2 separate regions of the Homo sapiens genome follow, and region 2 is linked to region 1. Evidence: chromatin loops called from intact Hi-C (ENCODE). Cell type or tissue: PC-3. All regions are shown on one strand. Each heading gives the region's core, and the rest is flanking DNA. Links, peaks and the distances in the headings are about the cores only. Region 1 overlaps LOC124905047 (a long non-coding RNA gene). Region 2 has its middle 180 kb from the start of LINC02920.

Region 1 (8,406 bases), core at 70-8,069:
TTTACACATGGCAGAAGGCAAAACAGATGCAGGTATCTTCACATGCCCGGAGCAGGAGGAAGAGAGGGAGTGGGGAGGTGCTACACACTTTTAAACAACCACATCTCAGAAGAACTCTAGCATTAGAACAGTACCAAAGGGGAAATCTGCTCCCATGATCCAAACACCTCCCACCAGGCCCCACCTCCACACTGGGGATTACAAATCGACATGAGATTTGGGCAGGGACACAAATCCAAACCATTTCACTATCTAAGCACAGAGCTTGGTTCTATGACTTTCAAGCTAAGTCTGCTCACAAGGAAAATGCCACTATTTCATTTATTTTTTAAATTCAGTAAACACCTACTGTGCACCTACTTTGCTCCAGGAAGTGGGAATGTCAAAACAAGTTTTAAAAGCCCCTGGAGGCGGAACTTGCAGTGAGCCTAGATGGTGCCACTGTACTCCAGTCTGAGAGACAGAGTGAGACTCTGTTCCCCCCCGCCCCCTAAAACAGCCTCTGGAATTTAAATTAACATGACAAAATAATGTGGCAAGTGCACAAATGGAGGTACATAAAAAATGGCCCTATGGGAGCTGTGCAGGATGGAGTCCACCAACGAGGCTGCAGGAACGACTTCATAAAAGAAGGAACAGCTGGGTTGGAACCTGAAAGACAGCTCAGCCAGGCATGGAGGTGTGAGGGAGGAGTGCTCCGCCCACATGGAAGAGCACATCTAGGAAACAGAGAGAAGCATGGTGCAGGCGGAACCTCTTAAAGATGGGGTATGGTAAACGATGTGGTTGAAGAGGTCAGCGTGTTGAATTTAGGAAATGAAATGCAAATAAAATGCTTAAAGGAAAATGTGACATAATCAGATTTGAATCTTAAAATGTTCGCACCCACTTTTGTGTAGAAGACACATTGGAAGAGAGTAGGACTGGGGGTTCTTCATCATACTGAGTTCATTTTCTTTTTTTTCCCCAAGGTTGTTAATTTAGTAGATCAGAGAAATCCACTCGATAAAAATGTTTTTAAGATTTCATCGTAGCACTTGATGAGCTCTCTTGTCAACAAGTTCTGGAAATATTTACTGGATGATAATACAATCAAGTAGGTTAATCACCAGGCTCCAACCTACTTTTCCAGTCCTTTCTTTCCTCGTTCCCTATACCTCCTCATGCTCCCATCATTAAATTTCTTGTTGATCCCTGTAAACACCTTGGGTGTTCCAGCCTCACTGCCTTTGTTCAAAATGTTCTCTCCACCTGGAATGACATTCTTTCATCTTCTAGCTATTGAAATCCTATTCATTGTTCAATGGGCCACCACACTCACATGTATTTTTGTACTTGCCTTATGATCCTTTCTTTATTCTACCTTCATTATAGTCATTTGAGTAATTATCTAATACTCCCTACCACAATTTACCTACGTGAGTGTAGGAATGTTTTCATATTCCTCAGCATAATGATAATGATACTTATTATAATCCCACCTTCAATGTCTTTAGTGAGTCTTGCCAGGCACTGTAGAAAGTTGCACTCCTCCTTGTCTTATGTACTTCTAAGTGGCAGTTTCATGTATTCATTAGAAATGAAAAAAACATGGCAGTCATCCAGACCCAGGCTAGCTCCTAGCTGTAAGATAGTGTTGCATGACCTGGGGCAAGTTATTTAACCTTTCTAAAGTTAAATTTTCTCATCTGAAAACTTGTAGGGTTGTTTTGGTGATTGAAGTAGATGATTGTTTAAAAGGCACTTAGCATAGTGCTTAACATACAATAATGAGACTAAAATTAGTCTCTATGAAATCACGTCTAAACCCATTACACAGATTCTAGGAGACACAAAAATACATGTGGACTCCTCTAAGGGAGCTCACAATTTAGTGGAGAACAAAAGCTGTCAATGCTCTGGGATTTTGATAAATACTCATACTAAATAAGGAAAAATGTGAAAATGGCAAATTAATGCTATAAACATTTCATATTCATATTGATATTATGGAAATACTACATGAAAGTTAAACTATTTTTAAATCTGGCACACTTAGATTACCCCCATGTGATACATTCATGTTTTACTAAAAATATTTTAATTACCCATAAACCTTTTTTTAATGATGGGGCAAAAAAAATCACCCCTGGAATATATCAGAGAAGAAAGGAAAGAAAGATGTTGAGAATTTTGAAAAGCATTTTGATGTCATTTTCAACTATTTTTTTCAGCCCTTTACTTCCTCCTCTTCAAATAAGCCATACAGAATAAAGGAAAAATCTACAGAATATTGGCAATTGGGATGACCGTTGGCCTCTACCTTGCCTAGAGAGGAAAGAAAGGCCCAAGGACCTTGAGATTTCATGTGCAGCAGCATCTGATGGGCCGGTTACCTTCTTTGCCCTGCACATTTTCTCTATTCCTCTCCCCACAGCTCTCTGCCCTGAGAGGTTGACCTGGATGAGCTGCACCCACAAGCTCATTTGTCCTCAGGTTTCCAGTTGAGTTCCACCAATGGGAGGCACCATCAGGAGATGCAGACTTCAAGAAGAGTGAAGCTGGGATGTTTACTTCCCCAACTCGCTCTACCGAGCTGCGTGTGAGCTGGCTGGGTACTTCGGTGAAGTTTGCAGCTCCCATCGGCGCCCTTTTCTACATCAGCCTCCGTAGCTGCCCAACTTTCTTTTGCCATTGCAGCCAGTTGAGTGGCAAAACTGGCCCCCTCAATATTTTACTGTTCCTTGTTGGCTTCATTTTAGCCTGTCCACACTTTTGTCAATTACCTTTTCTTTAAACTCTCAATCACCTATTTGAACATGCCACCGGGGATGCTGCTTTGATCCTGCCTGACAACCTTGGTTTCTAGTTTAATATTTTCTCCTCTCCCCTCCGCCCCACACTATGCTGGGTTGAAGCATAAAGGAAATAAAAGATTGCCTTCATGGAAATGGGTCTTATTTCTTTATTTAAAAATTATATTTTATTGGAGATATTTGATAGTTAAGAACTGTAATCTCAGTCTTTTTTTGTGATGACATTGCAATTCCTTTGTAGAACAGTTTAGAAAAACATTGAAATTTTTCCTAGGCGAATTGCTGATAGAACCACATCCCTTTCCAGCTCTTGTCCTTCCTCTGATGAAAATGAAAAGAGGTTATTCTTTGCGATATTGGAGCCACAAAACAACCAGATAAACTCACAAATAAAATCCATCTTAAGAATAAACCAGGAGTCCACAAGTGCAGTATTTCAACTATAACATAGCATGAAGAAAGGGCAGGCTGAAAGAAAAAAAGCCCGTGGGGACGAGTTTTCTTTACATGTCCTACAATAGTTTTTCTTTCATAAAAGTAATGAAAGAAAAGGTGGGGTGGAGTGGCAGTGAGGAGAAGAATGGGTGAGAAGATAAGACACGCATGCCTTGTGCTGAAGAAAAGACTATTTGTACCTAGTACATTGTAGAAATTGTTCAAGAACAGCTCAGCCATGTAAAAATATGACCCTGTAATACTGCCAAGGTCAATCAGACCCATAGTGATTGACTTAGAAAGAGCTGGCCTTACAGGATACCATTGCACAAAGCCTACGAGAGTTTATACGCCTAATTGCTAGCATTTGGAAGGTATTTTTGAATCTTGAGAATTTAATTGTACAAAACTACAGTATAAAACTCATACTTTAGTTTTTTTCTTGGTGGATAAGACTTAAAAGAGATACCATAAAAATGTAAAGTAGATACACAGTCACTCTTTCACGTTATGATATTTTCATTATTTTATTAGCATTTATTCCTGATATTTTTGTTTTAATATTTCTTTGGCGTGGCTTTATTTTCCAAATAGAATTTAAGCTGCATAAGAACAGATATCATGCTTTTTAGTCACCGTTTTTTGAATAAACTAAATTTTGACTCATAAATAATAATTTGTAGAGAGTTGCCTATTAAATGTCAAATTTATATACCTCAAATATGAACAATTACGATGTTCATGAGTAAGAGTAAAGTGTATGCTGAGAGTATGTTTATTTTTATCTTATTCATACAAAAGAATAAAGTAATTCTTTTTAAAAGAAGGGGCCCTTTATATATTTTGTATTATACGTTGAAAAAATACATGTATGTAAAAATTTGCAAGTCCAAAAAAGTACCGAGTTGTAATCAATTTTTCCTTCCAGGGAATCAGGTTTTGGAGGTTTTACATTTTTTTTAGACTTCTGTATTATTTGATTTTTTTTACAAGGAACAAGCATTACTTGTTTAACTTAGAAAAAACTAAAATCATTAACAAAATCTTGTAACATAGTGGCTTTAGAGACAACTATTGAACCAAGTTTGAAGATGTATTTGTAATAAATGGTGATTTGATTTTCCTTCTCTCACTCTTTATATGTTTTTTGTTACCAGAGTAATGGGACTTCTCCCCGATTTCAGCTCCTATCCCCAACTCATTCCAACAATATATTTTGCAACCATCTCTTTACCCATGACCATATACCCTATTAAGATTTTTCTACCCGGTACTATTTCTAGGCTGAGCCAACTTTTAGGTTGTAGAAAATAGTAAAGGGAAAAGGAATAAGGACGGGATAGGATTTAAAAGAACAAAGATATTTGAGGGGAGGACAGGCGAGGGAGAAAGTGACAGAGCCCTAAAATGATCTCTTTTGCAGTCTACCCTCCCCCGAAATCAGTGCACTTAAATGTCTTTTTTTTATGGTGATTTGGGCAATATTTACTAGAGCCAGAAATACCAGAGTATCAAGTATTCCTGTCTGAGCTGGCATTTTGCCTACTAGTCCATGAATTCTCCCACTGGGTACATCCTGAAGCCTTCTTGGAGATTGCAGGTCATAAATGTGCATGATTAATTGCCTATGTTGAAACAAACAAACAAAAAAGTTACCAGAACATTCAGACTAGAAGGTGAAGCAAGATCCTGTTGGGCGACAGAAGAAATCTGTTTGGGAGCCTGACAGTGATGGCTGAAGGAAGAAGATTGAGCTGACTGGAGCTGACTAATACACATTTCTAGTAGGTGGAATAACAAAAGGGATACGACTAGAAAATAGGGGTTTGTTACAAATTGTGAAAGACACCTAATAAATTACAAGGGACACAGGCTATGGGGCAGTGACTTAGATAAAACTAGAAGAGCAAAATGTAAAGCAATTTTTTTGTTTTTTAATTTAATTTAATTTAATTTAATTTAATTTAATTTAATTTAATTTAATTTTTTGAGACAGAGTCTTGCTTAGTTGCCCAGGCTGGAGTGCAGTGGCACAACCTCGGCTCACTGCAAGCTCCGCCTCCCAGGTTCACGCCATTCTCCTGCCTCAGCCTCCCCAGCAGCTGGGACTACAGGCGCCCGCCACCATGCCCTGCTAGTTTTTTGTAGAGACGGGGTTTCACCGTGTTAGCCAGGATGGTCTCCATCTCCTGACCTCGTGATCCACCCGCCTCAGCCTCCCAAAGTGCTGGGATTACAGGCATGAGCCACCGCGCCCGGCCAATGTAAAGCAATTTTTAAGACAAGTCCACAACTTTGTTTCTAAGTAAAATTAACTAATTGAGATGGGAACATAGGGGCAGTATGCTGTCTTCCTTATGTATAGAGATACCCACAGATGTCTACCACCTATGGGTGAGAACAAATAATTAATCATTTTCCAGTTCTGGTTAACAAACTATATTGCCTCCCTTGGAGGTGTACAGTATGTGCATACAAAAACCTGCATTAAATATGTTACAAAAAGTCTGCCCAGAATTGGGCAAAAGAGAGCCCCATGGTGTCCTCAATTGAGGCCATATACTTTTGAAGACCTCACAGTTAACAAATGAAATATGAGAGAATATGATTTAAGATTTCTTTGAATGCCCAAATAGTAAATGAAATTATATGTTCTATAAAGTGCTCCACAAATCCTGGTACAAAAGCAGTCAGTAACTTTTTTTCATTTTCAGTTAACCGCTGTGGGACTATCTTGGTGCATGTTGCACTGCTGTAACAGAATATCAGAGACAGTGTAATTTACAAAGCAAATAGTTTTTTCCTCACAGTTCTGGAGTTTGGAAAGTCCATGATGGAGGGGTTGGAATCTGGTGAGGGAGGAGGGCATCACGTGGGTGAAGGGGAGCAGGAGATTGAACTCACAGCCTGAAGCTTTCTTATAATTGACATGAATCCATTCATGAGGGTAGAGCCCTCATGACCTAAACACCTGTGATTAGGCCCTGCCTCCCAATAGTGTTGCACTGAGGATTAAGTTTCCAGCCCGTGCTTTTTAGGGGACACGTCCAAACTATAGCAAAGACTTACATGTCTTCGTAACTGGAAGTCTAGTATTTTTTTCTTCAGGTTCCCTGTCTTTCCCTTACTCATCGATTCCCTACCCTCTGCAGGCTCATCCAGTCCAAAGTAGGCCAATTCTGGCTACCAGAAAGTGGAAGGATATAGAGGCAAAACAGTGCTCTGCTGCAGCTGATGCCTCTCAAAGATTAGTCCTACACAGTTGGAACAGTGATGACTGGCCCAGAATGCTGCAGTTATCTCACTTCTTCAGTTCTAAGGTTGGCCAAAGGCTGTCCATGTTTGAAGTCCTAGCAATTGCTGTTATACACAAACAGTCCATTCTAAACTGCAAGCTACTAGTAAGGGACCGGAGTAAGGTCCTGGACCCCCGTGGTTTTTCCTCCTCAGTGAGCTACCTAAGGGAGAAGTAACTGATCTTGCTGCCTTTACCCACATCTCTCACATTTACCTTTTGCTCACCTTTCTCAGGGACGCAATCCTCAGTGATTTAGTCAAGGTGCTATATCCTTTTCAGGAAGGTTCCCAAGTAATTCCATGGTTCCATTGTCTCTACCTTTCTAAATCAGGCTACTCTCTGTGACTCCAAAGTGATTTTTCATCCTGGCCTAAGTCATGAACTCCTGGGCATTTTTTTCCCTAAAGAAAAGAAAAACACATCTTCATTTCTGATTGGTTACTGTTGGGTACAGCATCCCTGGACATATGTAGCTTCTGCTTTCAAAATTATAAACAGTAGCTGCTGGGAGCAGTGGCTCACTCCTATAATCCCAGCACTTTGGGAAGGTGAGGGCAGATTGCTTGAGGCCAGGAGTTTGAGACCAGCCTGGCCAGCAGGGAGGAAACCCCATCTCTACTAAAAATACAAAAATTAGCCAGGCATGTGGTGTGCGCCTGTAGTCCCAGCTACTCGGGAAGCTGAGGCATGAGAATTGCTTGAACCGGGGAGGCAGAGGTTGCAGTGAGCCAAGACTGAACCACTGCACTCCAGCCTGGGCCGCAGAGTGAGACTCTATCTCCAAAATAAAAATAAAAAAATTATAAATAGCTGTGACAAAGTACAAACCATTAGCTTTAGATGTCTTAAAACCTTAGGATGACGGTTCTCTACAAAGTAGAACTTTGTACTCATTTGAATGTTTTTGGATGTAAATTACAGAAATCCAGCAAAAGCAAAGCAAAGCAAACAAACAAAAAAGTAGCCAAGTGTGGTGGCTCATGCTTGTAATGCCAGAACTTGGAGAGGCCAAGGCAGGAGAATCACTTGAGCCCAGGAGTTTGCAACCAGCCTTGCCAGCATAGTGAGACCCTGTCTTTAAAAAATTTTAAAAATTAGCTGGGTGTAGTGGTTTGTGCCTATAGTCCCAACTACTTGGGAGGCTGAGGCAGGAGGATAGCTTCAGCCTGGGTGGTTGAGACTGCAGTGAGCTATGATTGATCACAACACTGCACTCCAGCCTGGGCAGCAGAGCAAGACCCTATGTTCCAAAAAAAAAAAAAAAAAAAGTGGATTTTTTAGTTCAATTAACTAACCGAGAATTCCAAGTCTAAGCGTTCTTGTCAGGGCTCACTCTTTCTATGTCTTAGATCCACATGACTTTGTTTCTTTTTAAGAATTGACTGAAGCTTCTCACCAGGTGCATTGGCAGGAAAGGTTGTCAAAGCTCATACCCTACAGAACATGATCCAAAAGAAAGAGAGAACAGTTTTACTCCCAGTTCCAATATATGGAATTGCATGAGTGCAATTGTCTAATTGTCACTGCTAGGGTTGTGCATGTGCTCTGTAAACCATGTGAATTAGAGAAGGGTATTCCACGATTAATCAAGCCACACAATGTTTCCCTATTGGGTAGAGACAAGTCATGATTGGCACTCTCACCACAACCACGTAGAAAGAGGAGAAATATTCCCCCAGTGGCAAGAGAAAAGCTATATTTAAAACCAGTTTTGGAAGAGGGCATTGCATTGGGTCTCCTTTAAACTGCTACTGGCTGAGTTTATGAGGTTCCACTGAGAGACATAGTCCATCCAGTTTGTATGTGGCCTTTATCAGGCATGCGGGAGAGCACAAAAGACTCACAACAAACCTTTGACCTCATGTCCATAGGTTTGGA
Region 2 (8,406 bases), core at 311-8,310, 58 kb after region 1:
TTTTTCTCTTCATAAATTGGACGCTTTTGGTGGCAGGTAGAACACACATGTCAAAATGAGCCATCACACATATTTATGGGTATCGTCTTTAAGACCCTTCCTCTACCAATCTCATCAGGGTTTAGGCAATAATGTTAATCTAAGGATATGGTCATTTTACTCTTAAAAACCAAAAGAAAATGTTTTCTTTTATACCACGGAAGTGGATCCCTGTGCTGAGTGTAATTTCTATGACTCTGATTTTTGCCTCTGGGTCATCTTTTCTTGAAATGCTCCCAAGATGAATATTTGCCTGCAAGGTCATCCTCCGACATGTCGTCCAGTTTGAATCTCAGCACTCTAAAACAGGGCCCTTTCCACAAAAGCCTTCAACTTCAGAAAGAGCTGCCTTTTATGTGGCTCATGAATATGGTCTAACTGCTTCAAGCTCTCCTCTCTGACCTTTGTCCTATTTAGTGGAGTTCAATTGTCTCCCACATTTATTTAAGCTAATGATAGAAGCATTAAGCAAAAGTTGAAAAAAGGGACAAATGGATTCATCATGAAAATGCACTGCGCCATAAAAAAGCCCATACACCAAGATGCTATTCACAGTGAGTAGTAAATTTATGAAACTCATTGCCTCAAGGTATTATATGGGCTATTATATATAAATAGGTTCAAGAAGGACTATAGCAGGTTATTAAACAAAATTGGGATGCCAGAGGTGGAAGTGGCGAGCTCATCCCTTACCTTTGCGAACATCGTGGAGCTGGGCGACATTGCTTAGTGCCTCAGTCAGAGAGTTGCTTGACTGGAGTGTATTACTTTCCTGTAGCCTGCTGGAACAAATTGCCACAGACTTGGTGGCTTAAAACAACAGAAATTTATTCTCTCACAGTTCTGAAGGCCTGAAGTCTGAAACCAAAATGTTGACAGGGCACATTCCCTCCAGGGGCTCTAAGAAAGAATCCCTTTCTGGACTCTTCCAGCTTCTGGTGCCTACCCCAGTATTCTAATCTCTGCCTCTGTCTTTACATCATCTTCTCTATGTGCCTGTCTTGTGAGGATATGTGATTATATTTAGGGCCCAGTTGAATAATCCAGGGTAAGCTCCTCCTCTAAGTTCTCTAACTTACTCATGTCTTTTGCCATGCAAGGTAGTATTCACTTTCACCATTCACGGTTGTATTCACAGAGTCCAGGGATTAGGACCTGGACATATCTTTTGGGGGGCCACCATTCAACCCACGATAGGGAGGGATCATCCTTCTAAGCATTCTATGGTTTGTTTTGTTCCTCATTCTTCTTTATAATTGGAGGGTTACTTCAGTCTAAACTTTCATTCCAATAACAATACCACAAACTTTAACTTTCTGTTAAAAAAAAAAACCTTTCTGTTTCTCTCCATTTCCTACATTAGTAATGAGCATTAGTTCTGCTGGATGTTAATAGTGGTTAAATGAATACAAGAGAAGCCACATGTTTCAGAATCCTGTTTAAAACAACATTTAATAGAATTTCTCAGAGGCTTGCTATGCCAGTGATCTTTGTGATGTTCTGAGAAGACAATATGGTGTGCTCACCAGACTCTTTCAACCACACACCCTCTAGCTAGTATTCCCTAGCATACATTTTGGGAAACTATGCTCTAAAACATAAGAATGACATAAATCAAACATCTCTACTTTTTTCCTTTTGGGACCAAATCTAAGCCTATGGCCCTCCTTGTTGCATTTGTAGCTAATAATTTCCTCACAATTATTTGAATTAATACAGCAAAAAGGAGGCTAGTTGTTCTTTGACTTAGCACGTTCCCTCTGGAATCAAGCAGATTCTTTTCTGTTGGGTTTTACATGATAGTCAATAGCTTTCCCTAGAGCCATCCAGCTACTATAATTGAAATATATACATAGTCTAAGAAAAACCCTATATGGGAGTCTGTGATTTTGCTGGCTCACTCTGGGTAGAGTGCCAATGAGCACGTGTATGCTCATCTTGACTGTTTCAAGTCAAGCTGCCAAGTTTACATTTTTTAGAGACTGAACAGCTCTTAAAAAGAATGCTATACCTGTTCCCCTAACATCTTTTTTCTCTTGGAGTTAGGTAAGAGAAGAAGAATATTATTTTACCAAATAGGTTCATATATATATATATATATATATATATATATATATTTTTTTTTTTTTTTTTTTTTGAAATGGTGTCTTGCCCTGTCGCCCAGGCTGGAGTGCAGTGACGCAATCTCTGCTCACTGCAAGCTCCGCCTTCCGGGTTCACGCCATTCTCCTTCCTCAGCCTCCCAAGTAGCTGGGACTACAGGTGCCAGCCACCAAGCCCAGCTAATTTTTTGTATTTTTAATAAAGACGAGGTTTCACCATGTTTAGCCAGGATGTTCTCTACCTCCTGACCTTGTGATCCGCCCCTCCTTCGCCTCCCAAAGTGCTGGGATTACAGGTGTAAGCCACCGCGTCTGGCCAGGTTCTTATATTTTTAAGTCTTTGAGTTCTCTTTTATTTTAAAATGTCCCCCTCCCCATCCCCCACCCAGACAGGATGTCACTCTGTTGCCCAGGCTGGAATGCAATGGTGTGATCATAGCTTGAACTCTTGAGCTCAAGCGATCCTCCCACCTCAATCTCTAGGACTGCAGGTTTATATCATCATGCCCTGCTAACTTTTTAATAAAAAAGTTTGTAGAGACAGGGTCTTTCTATAGTGCCTACGCTGGTCTCAAACTTCTGGGCTCAGTGATCCTCCCACCTCAGCCTCCCAAAGTGCTGGGATTACAGGCATGAGCTAATGCATCCAGCCTAAAATGTTCTTTATGAATGCTTTTTTATGTTCTTCATTTGGCCATCCAACAAATGCTCATTGAAATGTTCTAATGCACCAACCTCTGTGGTTGATTTAGGAGGGAAGGGTATGTGGCTCTGGATGAGACTCTGTGTGCCTTAAAGGCACTCTCAGTGGAGGATGCATGGCATGAAAAAAATGTATATACTGTGAAACACACCCCAATAGTGGTCTGAGAAATATGTTACAGCATGAAGGGAAAAGAAATATGAACTCTCTTTGGGAAACTAACATTTACTCTGGGTTGTGAAGAATGAAAAAGGTTCATTCGCTGTGATAAAGTACAATCTAGGATGGAAACCAAGGCATACGTAGGGAAGCAGTTATAGATGGGTATGTTGTATCTGAGGAATAATGAGAAGTTCAGAGTTACTCCCCAGAGGTAAAAGGGATGTGGTGCTGGAAGGAGGGGAGGTTAAGGTAGGCTGATTTCCAATAGGGAAGGATTCTGATTGCCCTGGCAGGAAGCTTAGATGGTATTTTGCAGGAAATTGGGAGCCTTGGGGAGGGTTTTGTATTAATACAAAGCAGTGACAAGATGAGATTTTGATTTTAGAAAGACAATTCTGGAAGTCAGGGCACATGGAAGCCCTCAAATCTACTCTTGTTAACCTAGCTAGAATAGTTTCAGTTTAAAATTATTAAAAAAAAAAAAGAAAAGAATTTGCTAGATTACTAGTAAAGAAACTTAGTAATAATCTATTTAAAAGGCGAACAGACTCTAAACAAAGGCAGTGGTATCTGAGATAGAATTCAGGGAAAGGCGGATGCTGACTCAAAGGCTTCCATGTAGTCAGTTGGGTGGATGGTGAAGATAATAAGGAAGAGAGGCAAGGAGTGGAGCTGCTTTGGGGTGGGTAGAGAAGTACTAGATTGTGAATAGGAAGGAATATAATCTAGTCTTTGGTGACAGAGACTATGGATTTTCCCTCAGCCTCCACTCCACTCCCTTTCAGCGTGCCTGGATGTACGATACCGCACTATGATGCAGTACTGCTAAAATCTGCATTTCCCAGGTTCATTTGCAGCTGCTTGTCAAATGTATGCCTCTCTGAGATTTGGAAGATGGAAGTGCACATCCTGTGGCCAATTCCATGCTTCTGTTGTTTCAGCTGTTTCCCCTGGCAAGCTTGTCTTTAGGGGTGTTTGTTTCTTCTGCAGTAGCTGTAGTAGAGTTTCCAATGTCCAGTGTTTAGCTTTATAGTGTGGAAAGGCAGTGTGGGAAGCATTCATTTTGCTGGCAGAGGTTGTGGACAAACTGGCATAGTGGTTGGGGAGCTAGCAGCCTCTTGCTTCTCCAGCCCCCTTATCGTGGTAAAAGCAGTGTCTTCCACGGAGGCTCACTCTAGACTGTTGTTTTGGAAGTTGTTCCTGGGCACTCTGCTTAGGGCTTATGCCCCCAGAGCTTCCACAAATCTTAAAGCCCCCAGATCTACCCTTGTTAACCTAGCCAGAATGGTTTCCGTGATCTGCAGCTGATCCTTAACTAATTCACCTTCAAATGAAAAAATTTTATAAGAAAATTAAGTATCGATTATGGAGGACATGACCTTGTCTTAAACACCTTCCGGTACCCAGTGCCTAGAACAGTGGTTTGCACTTGGTGTTTAATAAATTTGTTAGGTTTCATTGAATTAATTGAACTCCCTGAACAATTTGTGCTTCTCCAAATAGTGCCATAGAATATATTTGGCAAACTCCCTAACTCTGATAGTTGTTTTACATGATAAATTGCCGATATTGTTAGTATCTAAAATGCTTTGATCTGAAATTTTTTTGGAATTTTCAGATCCATGCCATCTGGCTTCACTGACTCATGGAAATTTAATGTCTTAAGTCGTAGTCACCACCTGTTGTTTCTTTTTCTGTATTTATGCTGGTGAATCATATTTGCTTTCAATGAAAAGTAATTCTTTAGTAAAAATTCCACATTTACTCTGTCAGTAATGATCACTGACTGAGTGATCAGAGGAACAATTCAGCCTTCACTGGTTCTTAAATACTCCTGTTCCCCCCACTAAGTATATGACTGCACTTTGAGTTCTTTATCTACAACCAGACAGGGTCACACTCAACCCTTAGACTATTCTTATAGAAGAATGATTCATAGATTTTACCTGAATTTTGTTTTTATAATCCTTCTTGCATTGTAGTAGCATTCATGTCTGGTGTTCTATGCCAATATTGCTATTTTTTCCATATATTTTATTTCTTATGAACATTTGTAATCTTAATACTTTCCACGGTATAGTGCCCCCAAAAGATTCCCTACACACTCCTGTGCAAGAGGCCAATTAGAGGACACATGAGAAGGAGACATAGATCCTTCTCTAGTACCTATCAAAATATGTTTTGTAGCAAGCAGCGGAAACTCAACTCAAGCTGGATAAAAGATAAGTAGCCTATGTTGGTTGACAGGACTGAGAAGTACTGAGATAGGAAGGCTTCAGGTGTAGTTCAAATAAAGTTCTTGTTCTATTTCTTTGTGATTTTTTGGCTCTGCTTCTTTTGCATATTAGCTTCACCCTAGGCAGGCTTCCCTGTAGTTGCAGGAGAGATATCTACAAAAACGTAACAGCTTGTGATGTCCATTGCACAAAATTTCTAAGCCTTGCTCTGATTAGGCTACCCTCTGATAAGGGGGATGATTACATTGAAACATCCTCTTAAGCTACCCAATGAGGGAGATGTTAATGGATGTGAGGATGGAAACCATGTTATCTCTTCTTCCTGTGATCCAGTTTTGTTGTGGTCAGACCTAGACCCCAGGAAGACAATTGGGCATGTTCTCCACTATCCTTAAGGGCAGACCAACTCTTAATATATATTGTTGTATCATTTTTACTGTATATACATTTTTCTGTTTCCTCTGTTAACAATGACAAGCTTGAAGGAAGGTTTCATCTTGTTTGTACTTTTATTATTGATGCACACCAGCTACTACTGGAGTCCCCTCACTGTACATGTGGAGCCTTTCTCTACATGTCATGATGCTTTAAAAGGTTCTGATTATGTGATGATGCTTTAAAAGGATCATCATAAAATACATTTAGATGTATTTTACATAACCCTGACTTGGCTCTTGAGACATATTGAGCCAGAACTAGGCAATTAGTCAATCAGTAAACACATATGAAGTACTCCTGTGTGTGTCAGGCATTTGGTGCAGGTCAGAGAACATGGCAAGGAGTAGTGTCTCATTAAAATATTTCAAGGCACATATAAATGGATGATGTCATCTCCCAGGTCTGTGTCCCTTCTCCTGTCACTGTTGGAATTCTCCTTCCTCTCCTGGGTTTTCTTCCCAGGTTCTCAGTGCTATCGTGTATATTGCCCCATGTCCGTGATCTTCTACCGCTGTGGCTTGCCAGTGCTAGGAGAGCTCCTTTTTCTGTTCACGCAACCGTGATTGAGTGCCGCTGAGGATCCCACAATGACTGAAGCACACGATTCGCCTTGGGACTTCACAGTCTAGTGAAAGGCTTCCACATAAATAGCAATGTGATGAATGCCAGGATAGAAATAAGAATCAGAGATCCAATTCAAGCACTCAGAACAGGGCAGTTAAGGAAGATTTCTCAGAGACAGCGATGCCTATGAATCTTAAACAAAAACAAAAGCAAAAATGGGAAAATGTCAGCCAGGTGAAATGGCATTGCATGCAGAGGGAGCAGCGTGGCCAGAGGCCATGTGAGAGAAGCTGGCTGCTAGGGAAGAGTAAGTCCCTCTCCACAGCTGGGTCATTTCATGCGTGTGAAAAGTTGCTGGGAACAGCCTCATTTTCCATATTCTGATTCAAGCAATGTGGCTACCGTTTTTGGTGACCCTTAAATCATTAGATGACACCAAGATGAACAGTTTTCTTCATGAACATAAGAGGAAACTGTAACCAGAAAAGGCCTGGGAGTATCTTTCTGCTCAGCAGGAAAAACAATTCTGTCTCAAGAGCCATCCCTGCAGAAGGGGAAGTGGGTTAAGGCAACTCCTTGCAGAGAGTGACTTGAGAGGATGAGTAAAACATCTTCCCAGTGGGGTCTCCCTCCCTTTCTATCTGGCCACAAATTCTCAATAGTTAACTCACTAACTGACGAGGTCAATAAAAGTGGGACATCCTCTTCTATAGAAAGCCTCGGTGATCATGGTGATCACATAGCCCTGTCTGAAGAGTACATTAACTGAGATTAGCTCATTATCTTTGTGATGAACTTCAGAAGAGTTTCCGTTCAGTGGAAAAAAGAGCAGGCAGGGTTGGGAGAGGAGCAGCGAGGCCTCTAGGAGGAGAAACTCATTGAAATGGTGTCAGTGCTGCTGTCTCTGTGGGGTTGGTTGGTGTACTAGTTAGGGTTCTCTAGAGGGACATCCAAAGGGTGGATTTATAAATAAAAGGGAGTTTATTAAGGAGTACTGACTCACATGACCACAAAGTCCCACAATAGGCCATCTGCAAGCTGAGGAGAAAGGAAGCCAGTCCGAGTCCCAAACCTGAGGAACTTGGAGTCCAATGTTCTAGGGCAGGAAGCGTCCGGCACTGGAGAAAGATGTAGGGTGGGAAGCTAAGTCAGTTTCATCTTTTCATGTTCTTCTGCCCACTTTTATTTCAGCCACTCTGGCAGTTAAATAGATTGTCCCCACCCAGATTGACGGTGGGTCTGCTTTTCCCAGTCCACTGACTCAAATGTTAATCTCCTTTGGCAACACCCTCACAGACACATCCAGGAACAATACTTTGCATCCTTCAATCCAATCAAGTTGACACTTAATATTAACCATCACAGTTGGGTTCTGGGGTCCTGACTTGTCTTTCTCCACTTTTAGTTCTTTGCCTTTTGTGTTGGCCAAATGATGCTCCACACTGCCCAGTGATGTTCTAGAACCTGCAAATGTGTTCTTTCACATGGCAAAGGGGACTTTGCAGAGATTTGAAGTTGAGGATCTTCAGATGGGGAGATGATCCTGGATTCTCTGGGTGAGCCCAATGTAATCACAGGAGTTCTTGTAAGTGAAAGAGGAGGTAGGAGAGTCAGAAGAGGAAATGTGATGACAGAAGCAGGGTTGTGATGCAGCCAGGACTCAAGGAATGTGGGCAGCCTCTAGAGGCTGGAAAAACTCCCTTAGAACCTCCAAAGAGGATACAATTCTGCCAACACCTTGACTTTAGCCCCATAAGACCCATTTCAGACTTCTTATCTCCAGAACTGTCATATAATAAGCATATGTACCATAAACCAGTAAGTTTGTGGCAATGTGCTACAGCTGCCATACACCTCTCTTTACCTGATGCCCATGACCCGTGAGGTCACCCTTCCCGCACCTACCACCATCCTCCACACCAAGTCTGTTTGGTGTATCTAATTCTGTTGGCTCATTTTGGAATTGTGTCAAGGTCAAACCCTTAGCAGAGTCACAGTGGAGTTCAAGCCACAGCTCAGGGAAAACAGAGGAAAGGAGGGCCTGCACCGGTCAAGTCTGAGGCCTGAGGTGCAGCTCCACCAGAGTGTCAGAACACAGAGCAGCACCAAGGAGCAGAAGGAACCAGCTACGAGCAGGAATGGAGGAACCAGGAAGCGGCAT

What was found. Hi-C counts contacts between places; a loop is a spot of excess contacts. Peaks named below come from ENCODE experiments on the same cell type or tissue, not always from the same donor. Only the 100,000 strongest peaks of a DNase experiment are listed, where the experiment ranks them.
Region 2: a loop joins it to region 1, with 4 times the contacts of the local background. A loop is called at or near these places in 2 of 110 quality-filtered maps.

Annotation. Positions count from the first base shown.
Region 1 is chr21:15,187,584-15,195,989 of GRCh38, forward strand. LOC124905047 (a long non-coding RNA gene) reads left to right here. Exons shown (of 2, transcript XR_007067916.1): 1 at 1-1,096; 2 at 2,214-2,923. Among named protein-coding and RNA genes, the nearest start is that of LINC02920, 120 kb to the left of the region's middle. In PC-3, for the core only: no CTCF peak of the experiment used is centred there; a DNase peak (open chromatin) is centred at 4,838; H3K4me3 peaks cover 1,639 bases; H3K27ac peaks cover 2,803 bases.
Region 2 is chr21:15,245,842-15,254,247 of GRCh38, forward strand. No RefSeq gene overlaps it. Among named protein-coding and RNA genes, the nearest start is that of LINC02920, 180 kb to the left of the region's middle. In PC-3, for the core only: no CTCF peak of the experiment used is centred there; DNase peaks (open chromatin) are centred at 1,980 and 4,780; H3K27ac peaks cover 2,261 bases.